Regions from separate parts of the Homo sapiens genome. Here region 1 is linked to region 2. Evidence: read pairs that join two places in POLR2A ChIA-PET (ENCODE). Cell type or tissue: PC-9. All regions are shown on one strand.

The links. ChIA-PET counts read pairs that join two places held together with the same protein. Peaks named below come from ENCODE experiments on the same cell type or tissue, not always from the same donor. Only the 100,000 strongest peaks of a DNase experiment are listed, where the experiment ranks them.
Region 1: POLR2A ChIA-PET joins it to region 2 with 8 read pairs; 3 of 35 experiments call an interaction of 5 or more read pairs at or near these places.

What each region holds. Positions count from the first base shown.
Region 1 is chr1:201,486,923-201,491,922 of GRCh38, reverse strand. CSRP1 (cysteine and glycine rich protein 1) reads left to right here. Exons shown (of 6, transcript NM_004078.3): 3 at 1,579-1,747; 4 at 2,939-3,068. Among named protein-coding and RNA genes, the nearest start is that of CSRP1, 18 kb to the left of the region's middle. In PC-9, no CTCF peak of the experiment used is centred here; a DNase peak (open chromatin) is centred at 2,542; H3K27ac peaks cover 931 bases.
Region 2 is chr1:201,738,917-201,743,916 of GRCh38, reverse strand. All of the region lies in intron 7 of NAV1 (neuron navigator 1), which reads right to left. All of the region lies in intron 2 of IPO9-AS1 (IPO9 antisense RNA 1), which reads left to right. The region is part of intron 1 of LOC124904483 (a long non-coding RNA gene); the gene reads left to right. Among named protein-coding and RNA genes, the nearest start is that of MIR5191, 22 kb to the right of the region's middle. RefSeq lists a silencer at 3,060-3,159. In PC-9, no CTCF peak of the experiment used is centred here; DNase peaks (open chromatin) are centred at 1,966, 2,176 and 4,106; H3K4me3 peaks cover 2,893 bases; H3K27ac peaks cover 373 bases.

The DNA.
Region 1 (5,000 bases), 250 kb after region 2:
GCTTAGGGTGAGAGAGGAGCTGGCAGAGGGATGGACCCTTTAAAGGCAAGAGGATGGCAGTTGCAAGGAAAGGAGCTGAGAGCTTCTCCGAGGGTGGTAAAAGGCGTGGCTTCTCCAGTGGTATCCCTCGGTTTCTATGTTCAGGACATGTTTGAGGATGCGTCCAACTGAGATGCTGAACTCCAATATTTAAGGAATATGATCAAACCGAATTAGGATTACAGGACAAGTAAAGAAAAAGAATGCAGTTGAATCTCTTGAGAGGAGTATGTGAAAGTTAGAAGCAATGATCTCTTGAAGCTGGGGCCTGTCCCTCCCACTTCCTTGTCTCCCGATGGTACTAACTTTATATAATACTAATAAGAGTAGCCAACATTTATTATGCATTTGTTGTATGCAGGGTATTATGCCAAGTACTTCACATGTCAGATCTCATTTGATTCTCACCACCAGCTTTTGGGGCAGACATTATTATGTTCATTTACAAATGAGGACACAGAGGCTGGAAAGGCAAAAAAAACTTGCAAATGGCTGGAAAGGGAGAGAGCTGGGATTTGATTCTGGGCAGTCTGACTCTTCATGACCCCAGGCTCTGAACTGCTTTAACTTTATTTTTATTTTTAAAAGTTTTATTTATTTATTTATTTTTAAATAAATAGAGACAGGGTTATGCCATCTTCCCCAGGCTGATCTCAAACTCCTGGGCTCAAGTAATCCTCCAGCCTTGGCTTCCCACTGCTGGAACTACAGGCATGAGCCACTGCACCCAGCCCAAACTGTTTTATTCTGGATAGCTGGGCATAGCTCCCCTCTGAGATTAACAGGACGAAATATGAGGCCCACAGCCTTTCCAGCTCAGACCATTGCAATCCCTAGTTCCTTCCGTTCCACTCTCTCTTACCCCAGGAGTCAGGAAGTTCTTCTGTGTCTGACCCTCACTTCTTCCTGTGGTAAAGTGATTTCTGAGATTAGAAACTTCAAATCCTCTTGTGATTAGCATGAGCTGCATCCCATTTCAAAGCCCACCATGTTGGGCACTTAATAAATGTTAAACATTTCTTATGGGGTATCACATCACCTGCATCTCCCCCCGTTGGCTCCCTGCCAACATGCACAGATAGTCTCTTCTGGATTCCACTGTTGAAGGCAGGAAAACTGCCCTTCTTTTCTTTTTCCTCCTCCCCCATTGGGACATATGGTCTCTGTTGAGGGCAGAGTGAGGAACCTCAACAGGCGTCCTGTGGCTTGGGGTCAGCCTAGGCTGTTGCCTCTGAACCCTGTGTTGCACTGCAGCCTGAGGAAGTTTAGGGGTGCAGAGGACCAAAGGAGACACATATGGATTCCTGGAAGAGGAATTGGTGTTGGCCAGCATTTCTAGAGTCGGATATGCAGATCCCATCCCTCTGTCCTCCCACCCATTGGCCATCCCGCCTGCCTCCATTTGTAGACAGTTCCTGAAAGATCAGGATATTATGTATGCAAAGAGGCCAGAGAGCTTCAGCTGTAAGAAGCTTGCAATGAGCAAGAAGGTCACCCCAGCTTCAACTCAATGCGTCCGCTTCCCCTTCCCCTCCACAGTGGTCTGCAAGAAGAATCTGGACAGTACCACTGTGGCCGTGCATGGTGAGGAGATTTACTGCAAGTCCTGCTACGGCAAGAAGTATGGGCCCAAAGGCTATGGCTACGGGCAGGGCGCAGGCACCCTCAGCACTGACAAGGGGGAGTCGCTGGGTATCAAGCACGAGGAGTGAGTAAAAGATCCCCTCCCAACCTTTTTCTTGAGCTCTCTCCCCCACCCTGTATTAGGCCTCATGTGTATTTACAACCATTTTTGGGTAAGCAATGGAAGGCTCAGAAAACCAGTTATTTAAAAGGCAGTCACAGAGCAGTGTCTATGTGTCAGGCTGCTGCAGGAGCTGGGGATGCAGCAGGGACTAAAACAGGCTGGGCTCCTCCCTGCAAGGAGCGTGCATTCTATATTTGTATGAGAGTCAGAGCTGGGAGGGGCCCCAAGAATCACTTAGTCCAATTTCCTCTTTTTTTGTTTTTTTTTGAAAGGGAGTCTTGCTCTGTCACCCAGGCTGGAGTGCAGTGGTACAATCTTGGCTCACTGCAGCCTCTGCTTCTTGGGCTCAAGTGATCCTCTTGCCTCAGGCTCCCGAGTAGCTGGGAGTACAGGCATGTGCCACCACACCCAGCTAATTCTGTATTTTGTAGAGACAGGGTTTCACCATGTTGCCTCCTCTTTTTATAGATGAGAAAATCCAGCCCAGGCTCAGTGACTTGCCTGGGGTCCCACGGCTAGTGAGTGTCGGAGCCAGATCAGGGGCTCAGGGCAGCACCGTTGCCACACCAGCCTCACTGTCTCAGCCCTGCTATCTCTCACTACTGAGAAGAAGTCATTTCCCTTTCTTCGAAATGCCATAGGGTGTCATCAGCCCCACCACACCCCCCTCACCCCACGGCACTCCCTGGCCTCTGGGTAAATGGTGGCTGTTGGCAGTCAGCCTGGCTTGCTCCTCGGCCTGGGGGGTGGACGGAAATGATGGATGAATTACCAAGTTTCAGCCAAGGTCATTGCCCCAGTGGGAATGATTCATCAGCAGATTTCTCCTGTAAAGAATCTGATAATAGACCAGCTGCAGGAATGAGGGGCAGAGGAGGGCAATTCTTAGCAAATGGGGTGTTAAATGATTCTGGGGTTAACTGGGTGACCGAGGGAAGTATGATGTTACAATGGAAATAACATTGTGCTGAGGCTTGGTTTGTCCATCTGTAAAATGGGAGATGACCCTAGAGGCCCTAGCCTTTGTGACTTTGGCAGAGAGAATTGCGCGCTGCTCTGGCATGAGATGAAGGTAGGGTCATGCCCTCTCAGTGCCAGCCCCACCTGTACTTACAGTGTAAGTCACCTCACCCCATGCCCTTCTCCATGCAGAGCCCCTGGCCACAGGCCCACCACCAACCCCAATGCATCCAAATTTGCCCAGAAGATTGGTGGCTCCGAGCGCTGCCCCCGATGCAGCCAGGCAGTCTATGCTGCGGAGAAGGTGATTGGTGCTGGGAAGGTAAGGTGGCTGCTGGGCATGAGAGGGATGGGGGGAGATATCTTCCTGAAATGTGGATTCCAGAACTTTTAAATTGGTGACCTAGCTCTGCTCAGGGCAGCCTGAGCACTGGGGTTTAACCTCTTCTCTTTGTCCCTGTGGGTTGCATGTACCTGTGCTTTCCAGTCTCCAAGGAGCTCATATCAGCCATGAGCAGTAACATCCCCAGCATTGATGGACAATGGGCAATTCATAGGGAGTGGCAATGATCAATCTGTATCTCTAATATAGGAGAACAGAAAGTAAGGGTACGTGGATGGGCTGCAGAGGGTCCACAAAGCCCTGAAGATTATATACAAAGTTTCATGGGAACCTGTCTGTTTCTTAGAAGAAGATCCATAGCTTTTATTAAATTTTCAAAGGATTTGTGATCCCAAAAATATACATTCTGTTTCATGGGATGTGGACTCCCAAAAACCCATCCAAATACCCCCAGGGCAGAGATTTTCAAGGTTCAGACCTACCAGAGCCTCCTAGGAGGCTTTTTTCACACTGTTTAGAATTGCCGCACATGCCCTTCCCCCATGATATTCTGACAGTAGCCCCCAATCACCAATGCACAGTGAGAATCACTGTAGCAAATCAACAGTTCCCAATTGAGCTGATCACTTCCTTCAGATAGGCTGCAGTAGAGAAGAGGCAGAACTCTTGCCCCTGGGGTTTGCAGTGTCAGATTAGCAGTCAGAAAATCACAGAAGAGATGTCTTTCAGCTGTGGGGCCAGAGAGGAATTCTGGAGCATCACGTGAGGCCTGAGATAGAAAAGTGACTTGGCCAAGATCACACAACAAGGTTATGGAATGTCTGGGCCTGGAGCCCATCTTCATCTCTTCTGGATTCAGGTTTTGGCTTTCAAGGCTTTTTGACCTTGAGGAATGGGATAGGGGAATTGATCAAGAAATGTTAAACAATTAACACTTAGGCCAGTGTTAGAATCTCTACTCTCACAGTCATGGTTGGACAGAGATGGGGATTAGTATCCCTGTTGTACAGATGAAGAAACTGGGAGTCAGGAGGATTACATAATTTGCCCAGATCCGCTAGCTAGGAAGGGGCTAAGCCAGACTCAAGCCCAGGTTTGTCTGACTCCGAAGCCCTTGCTCTTACTGCTGTTACTACTGTTAATGCTACTTTGGGCCATTTAGCCTCTTCAAACCCATTTCCAAGGCTGCAAAATGGGAGGGGATCCTAGCACGGTGATTAAGAGCTTGGACTCTAGACAGCCTGCTTTGAATCCTAGTTTTGCCATTTATTGGCTGAGCGAACTTGGGAAAATTTAGCCTTCCTAAGCCTCAGTTCTTCAGCTCTAAAGTGGGCCTGGATGGTGGAGGAAATGCAAAGTGGACCAAGTAATGGCCCCTGACAAATAAGGCAGTTTTTTTTTGTTTGTTTGTTTTTGTTTTTGTTTTCTTTTGGCAGAATTTCACACTTGTCACCTAGGCTGGAGTACAGTGGCGCGATCTTAGCACTCTGCCTTCCGGGTTCAAGTGATTCTCCTGCCTCAGCCTCCCAAGTGGATGGGACTACAGGCACGCGCCACCACACCCAGCTAATTTTTGTATTTTTAGTGAAGATGGGGTTTGACCATGTTGGCCAGGCTGGTCTTGAACCAGCCTGGACCTCACGATCCACCCACCTCGGCCTCCAAAAGTGCTGGGATTACAGGTGTGAGCTACCACACCCAACAACAAGGCAGTTTTAATGATTAAATGAGATAGTACATGTATAATGTGCAATGTAGTGCCTGGTATGTCCTCAGTACAGTTTTGCTATTGTTATTATTATTGTTGTTTATTTTCAGGGATTATTTTGAGGTCACAATGAAGATCCTTGCCATTGACTAAAGGATATGAAAACAGGAGACATTAATATTATTATTAAGTTGGGTTTTTTG
Region 2 (5,000 bases):
TCCATCTCAAAAAAACAAAAAAAATCATCTTTTAAGTTTTAAAAAGTGGTCTATTTTTATGTAAATTGCTATCCGAACCAGGAATGTATAAATATGCCATCCTCATTAGCATATAATTTGGACTGAATAGAAACCTGAATATGGGCAATGACGAATTTAAGTAAAAATCAGAGATATATTCTAAGCTGGGAACTGTTCCATGTATTATACTCATAGGCATCCTCATTAGAGTCCTAGTAAGACGGAAGAAAAAGATGCTAAAAAAAAAATCTAAAGAATTTGGGAGAGACTCTTGCTTCTGGGAATGACTTCACGTGGTCATAATTCCACTTATCAAAGCCCACATGTTTAAAGCATTCTGCTCTTCACATTTTCTCATTGTCATTACATCCCAGTAAGGTAGATCAGTCAGGAGCTATACCCATTTTATAGAGAGGAAAACTGAGGCTAGAGGCTATGCAATCTCTGTAAGGTCACAAAGCTAATTAGTAGTGGAGTGAGTTCTAAATCAGGTCAGCTGACTCCAAGTTTAGTAATCTTCCCACTCCCCACTGGTTGGGTGGCAATTATAATTTTCACCTCATTCCAACTAAAGTCGCAGGCCAACTCTAAACCTTTGCTGAGTCCTCCAATTACTCTCAACTTCTGCATCTTCAGCATTTAGTACTCCTGGGGCCTCAACTGGTATTGGTAAGAATAGTCTCCTTATAGCATAGTAGTTAGGGGTTGGCTTTAGAGTCAGACAGACCTAGGTATGAGGACAAATCCCACTACTGTGATCTTTAGTATGCTTACTTAACCTCCTTGTGCCTCAGTTTCTTCATCTGTGAAATGGGATGATAATAATATATACCTCATACGGTTGTTGTGAAGATTAAATGAAAAAATGGTTACAAAGCACTTAGTATGGCTTGTGTTTTACAGCCTCATGTTAAAATGAGAAAAGGTGATTAGCTGAGATGTTAGACACGGACTGTCCCCCCTATTAAGATGCCTTCTGCTGATTAAGTCCCTCCCTCATTCCTCCCAAGCTCAGGGCAGGGGCTTTGCAGGAAGAGGTTAATCCAGCAAGTGTGGTTTGCCTGCGGTGTGTGTGCCTAGTCCCATAAAATCCTCTAACGAGAAGCAGCTCATTGGCTTGGCTGTCCCTAGGTATTCTGTCCTCTCACAGAGGCTGAGTTTGTGCCAAGCCGAAGCCCTCTGCCCCAGGGAGTCTCTGTGGGTTGAGTGAGGCAACCGTAGTGAGCGAGTCTTGTTCCCACTGATCCCCAGGCTCTAGCTAAGGGTTCTTTCCAGGAGGGAGTCTAGGAGTGCTGAATGGGATAGATGCCTGGACTTCATGCTTGGAAGACACTGAAGAACAGTGTTTGCTGGGACAGGAAGAGAAGGAGTCTCCAGGAGAGACCATAATGTTTGAGATACGCAAGAACAGTGCTTGTGGGCACAGGCTTCCATGATAGATGGAAGAATCCCAGGCATCCAGAGAAGAAATACATCTGCTCTGAAACAATGAAGAGGCCATGGACTGATCACAGCTCACTCATCAAGAGCTGGTCATGGAGATACCTGAGGGCCAATTAAGTCATTCACCCAAATACCCTCACATCTTCCCAGTGCTGCCTCCTTTGGAGTTTAAGGGAAACCTGATTCTGGAGGGTAAGCATCTCTTTGATCCCTGCTGGCCTCAGCCTAACATCATTTACAGGGAAAGTTTTGAGCCCTCCCCAGAGCAAAGGCTTGGGCTAAGCTCCCCCTCTGTGAATTGGAGCCAGGCTAGTTAAATTTTATATGTGAAGTGTGGCAATTCGAGGAATGACCTCCACTTTACAACATCCCCTGTCTCCTTGCCTACCAATAGCAATTGACCTGAAAGTCTTGGGCTTGGATGGAAAGGAAACCACAGGCCTAACCCAGCTCCACCCTAGTAGGCTGGGTAGGTGTAACATGACCTGCTCCTCAACCTGGGCTATGGCAGACAGGTACCCGCCCTGGCACACCTGCCCAGAAGTCTGTTTCTGGTAATGAGCTAGGTGAGTATTCAATAGCTATGGCCCCAGGATAGGGCACTAAGCTCTCTTTATAAGGGCAGGTTCCCATGAGATGGAGTTGGGTAAAGGAAGGAGGCGGGGAGAATATCAATTCAAAAGAAAGAATGAGGTAGCCTAGAAAGGCTGTTGAGTAGGAAGGAAAGAGTGATAGGCTCAGAGAAAGGGCATTGGGGTCACTTAGAGGACTTGCACACCCTCCAGGCATTGGGGAAGCAAAGAATTTAAGAGTAGAGGCAGTGCAAATATTGTTTGGGTGGCAATTATAATTTTCCTTGGGCACACCCTATGTGGATCTGAAGTAGGCTCTAGTTGGGGTGGCAGAGGTGGAGGGAGGAGAGGAGGTTATGAACAGTTCCTTCCCTTCACCTTCTCCAGGGCCCAGTGAGCTGTCCAGGACTCAGCCCAGGATCTCACCTGAAGTAAGAGGTCCCTACATGGGTTTATTCTCTGCTCATAAACTGGTTCCTTTTATGACACCACCATACCTACCAGCCATTTTGGCAAAGTGACCCCAAGGACCCAAGTCACATTCCAGGGGGGCTTCAGGGCTGCATTCTGTCATACTGTGGTAGGGGAAAAAAGTTTGGAGTCAGCGGGCCTCTGGCTTCCAAGGGGCTCCTGGTGCCCATGGTCTTGCAGGGCAGGAACGGAGGCAGAAGATGCCTCTCGTTTCAGGCCTTGCCCAATTCTTTGCTTTTACCCTAGACCTTTGTGTGCACAGTTGTAATTGAGCCCCTGGAGGGTACTTGGGGCTCCCTTCGAGCAATATGAGGACGCAGGAGCATGTTACAGGGTGCAGGTCTGGGCTGCCTGAGATTTGAGGTGGGAGTGGCCACAGCACCAGGCATAGGGCCCAACCTCCAACTTCCCAGGTCTGCGGGAGGCTGAGGGGAAGGAGAGTGTATATGGGGTGAGAATAGTGAGATGGGAAGCCTCCCCTGCCCACCCCGCTAAAAAATCCCAGAAACCCCAGCCCCCTTTCTCAGGCCGGTGGAATTTCCTAATTCTCCCTTGGAAGTGCAGTTTCCAAGTCAGCTCAGAGAGTCCCAGGGCCAGCTGTGGTTACACTCACTTCCCCTTTATGAAGGAGCCTCTGTGCCTTGCCCTCACCTTACACGACCAGTCCCTCACTGTGCGTCTCCCCAAATTACCCGGCTCTCCGATTTTTCACCCCTTCCCAGGGTAGAGCACCAGGCTTCACTCTCTCTCGGAAGTATCCAGCCAGCAGTACGGTCACAAATTCAACGTCCCCTCCCTCCCCCGTTTCATCCTTCCGCCTCCCACCACCTCCTTTCACCCCAGGACGACCCCCGGAGCTTCCGGAACTAGGGTGACCTTGGCAGGGCCGACCTGGGGCTGCAAGCCCCTCCTCCTTCCACCCGCCTGGTCCCCAGGACCCCCGACCCTCACAGGCCGGGCCCCCACGCGCCACAGCCGCAACCATCGAAGTTCAATCAAGTTGCGCTATTGTCTCAGCTCCGTCCAGGTCTCCTGGGCGCCTAAGCTCCTTTCCTTCCCTTTCCACTCCCTAGAGCCCTCCACACACCCACTCCCAGCCCCAGATGCCCGTAAGCCAAACGTCCAGGAGCTCGGAGGCTCCGGCGGCGCAGGCACTCCTCTCTGGCGGAAAAGCGAGCGCGGCCAAGACCCTCCTTCTTGCGGACCCCACACCCACTGCCCCTGAGACTGCAGCTGCGGCGGAACTGGGGGGCTGCGGCGGGGCTGGGGGTGCCACAAACCCGACCCCAGCTCTGCGGTCTGGCGGTGAGGCCAGGGGGGTGGGGGCGCTTACCTGCGGGGGAAATTCACCGTTCTTCCGGATCTGGGCAGGGGCAGATGAAGCATCTTCCCCGGCTCAGGCGGCCATTCACCGGGTGGGCACCCAGCGCCCCCCAGGACCGCTCTCGCCTGACACCCGGGGACACCCGAAAAGGTATGAGCTGTGGGCCACGCGGAGGGTCGGAAACCTAACCCTCGCCTGCCCTCCGCTCCCTTTTCTCCCCACCACCAGGGCTTGTACTTACGGCTCCAGCTGTACTTAAAGTGACAGAGCCCCATTTCCCCGCCGCTGACTTCTGTCCCGAGCCCCGGCGATGCAGGCTGCGAGCGGGCTCTTTAACACCCAGAGCAGGTAGACAAAGAGCCACCGAAGCCTCCTCCGTTCCGGTGGCCTCGGAAGCCTGGAGGTGCCGACGGGGCTGGGGGCTCGACCTCCACCTGGGCTGCTCCGAAATTAACCCCTGGGATGCCAGCTGTGGTCCCTTGGGCGCTCTTACTCGCGCTGCACTGGCAGGAGGGGGTGTGAGCAGCGAGCCACTTCTCTCTGGGGCACGGGTGGGTAAGGAGTTGGGGAGGCCTGGGCAGAACCTTCTCCATAGAGGGCTTCCTCCCGGCCTCCTCCTGGCTCCTTTCCAGGCTTTTAGAAATTTCTAAAAATCGGAGCATGGGTCAGTGCATTGCCTAAAACAAGGTCCGTGGAGGGATGTGGTGGGAAACGAAGGTCCGATAGGGGTGCATATTACCACAGGTTGGCTCACGACCCTTCTGCTCACAGCCGGGAGCCAAGTAGGATGGCGCGACCTTCCGATGTCCTAACAACCTCAGGGGGTGGGGCCTAACATCTCTCCAGCATTCAGGAGACCACAGATTAGGTGAGGTGTGCTTGCTGGGGGAAGATTGTGGGAGAGAAACAACAGCTCACGCCACCCAAGGATCTGTGTCTTTATCCAGGATGCATTTTCAACTGACCGGTTAGGAAAAAAACAGTGGGATCCAGTAGCAGGGTCCTCCCATTGGGTTCCTCCCCCCTGAGGGTCCTCCTGGTAACTTCACTCTCCTGGTTCCAGAGAAAGGAGCCCTGTGGGGGGAATTAGCCTGCTGCCCTCACCCTTGCTTCCTCCAGTTCTCACTCTTGGCTCCTGGAAGGGGCTAAGTGTCTATGGTTGGGTCCCA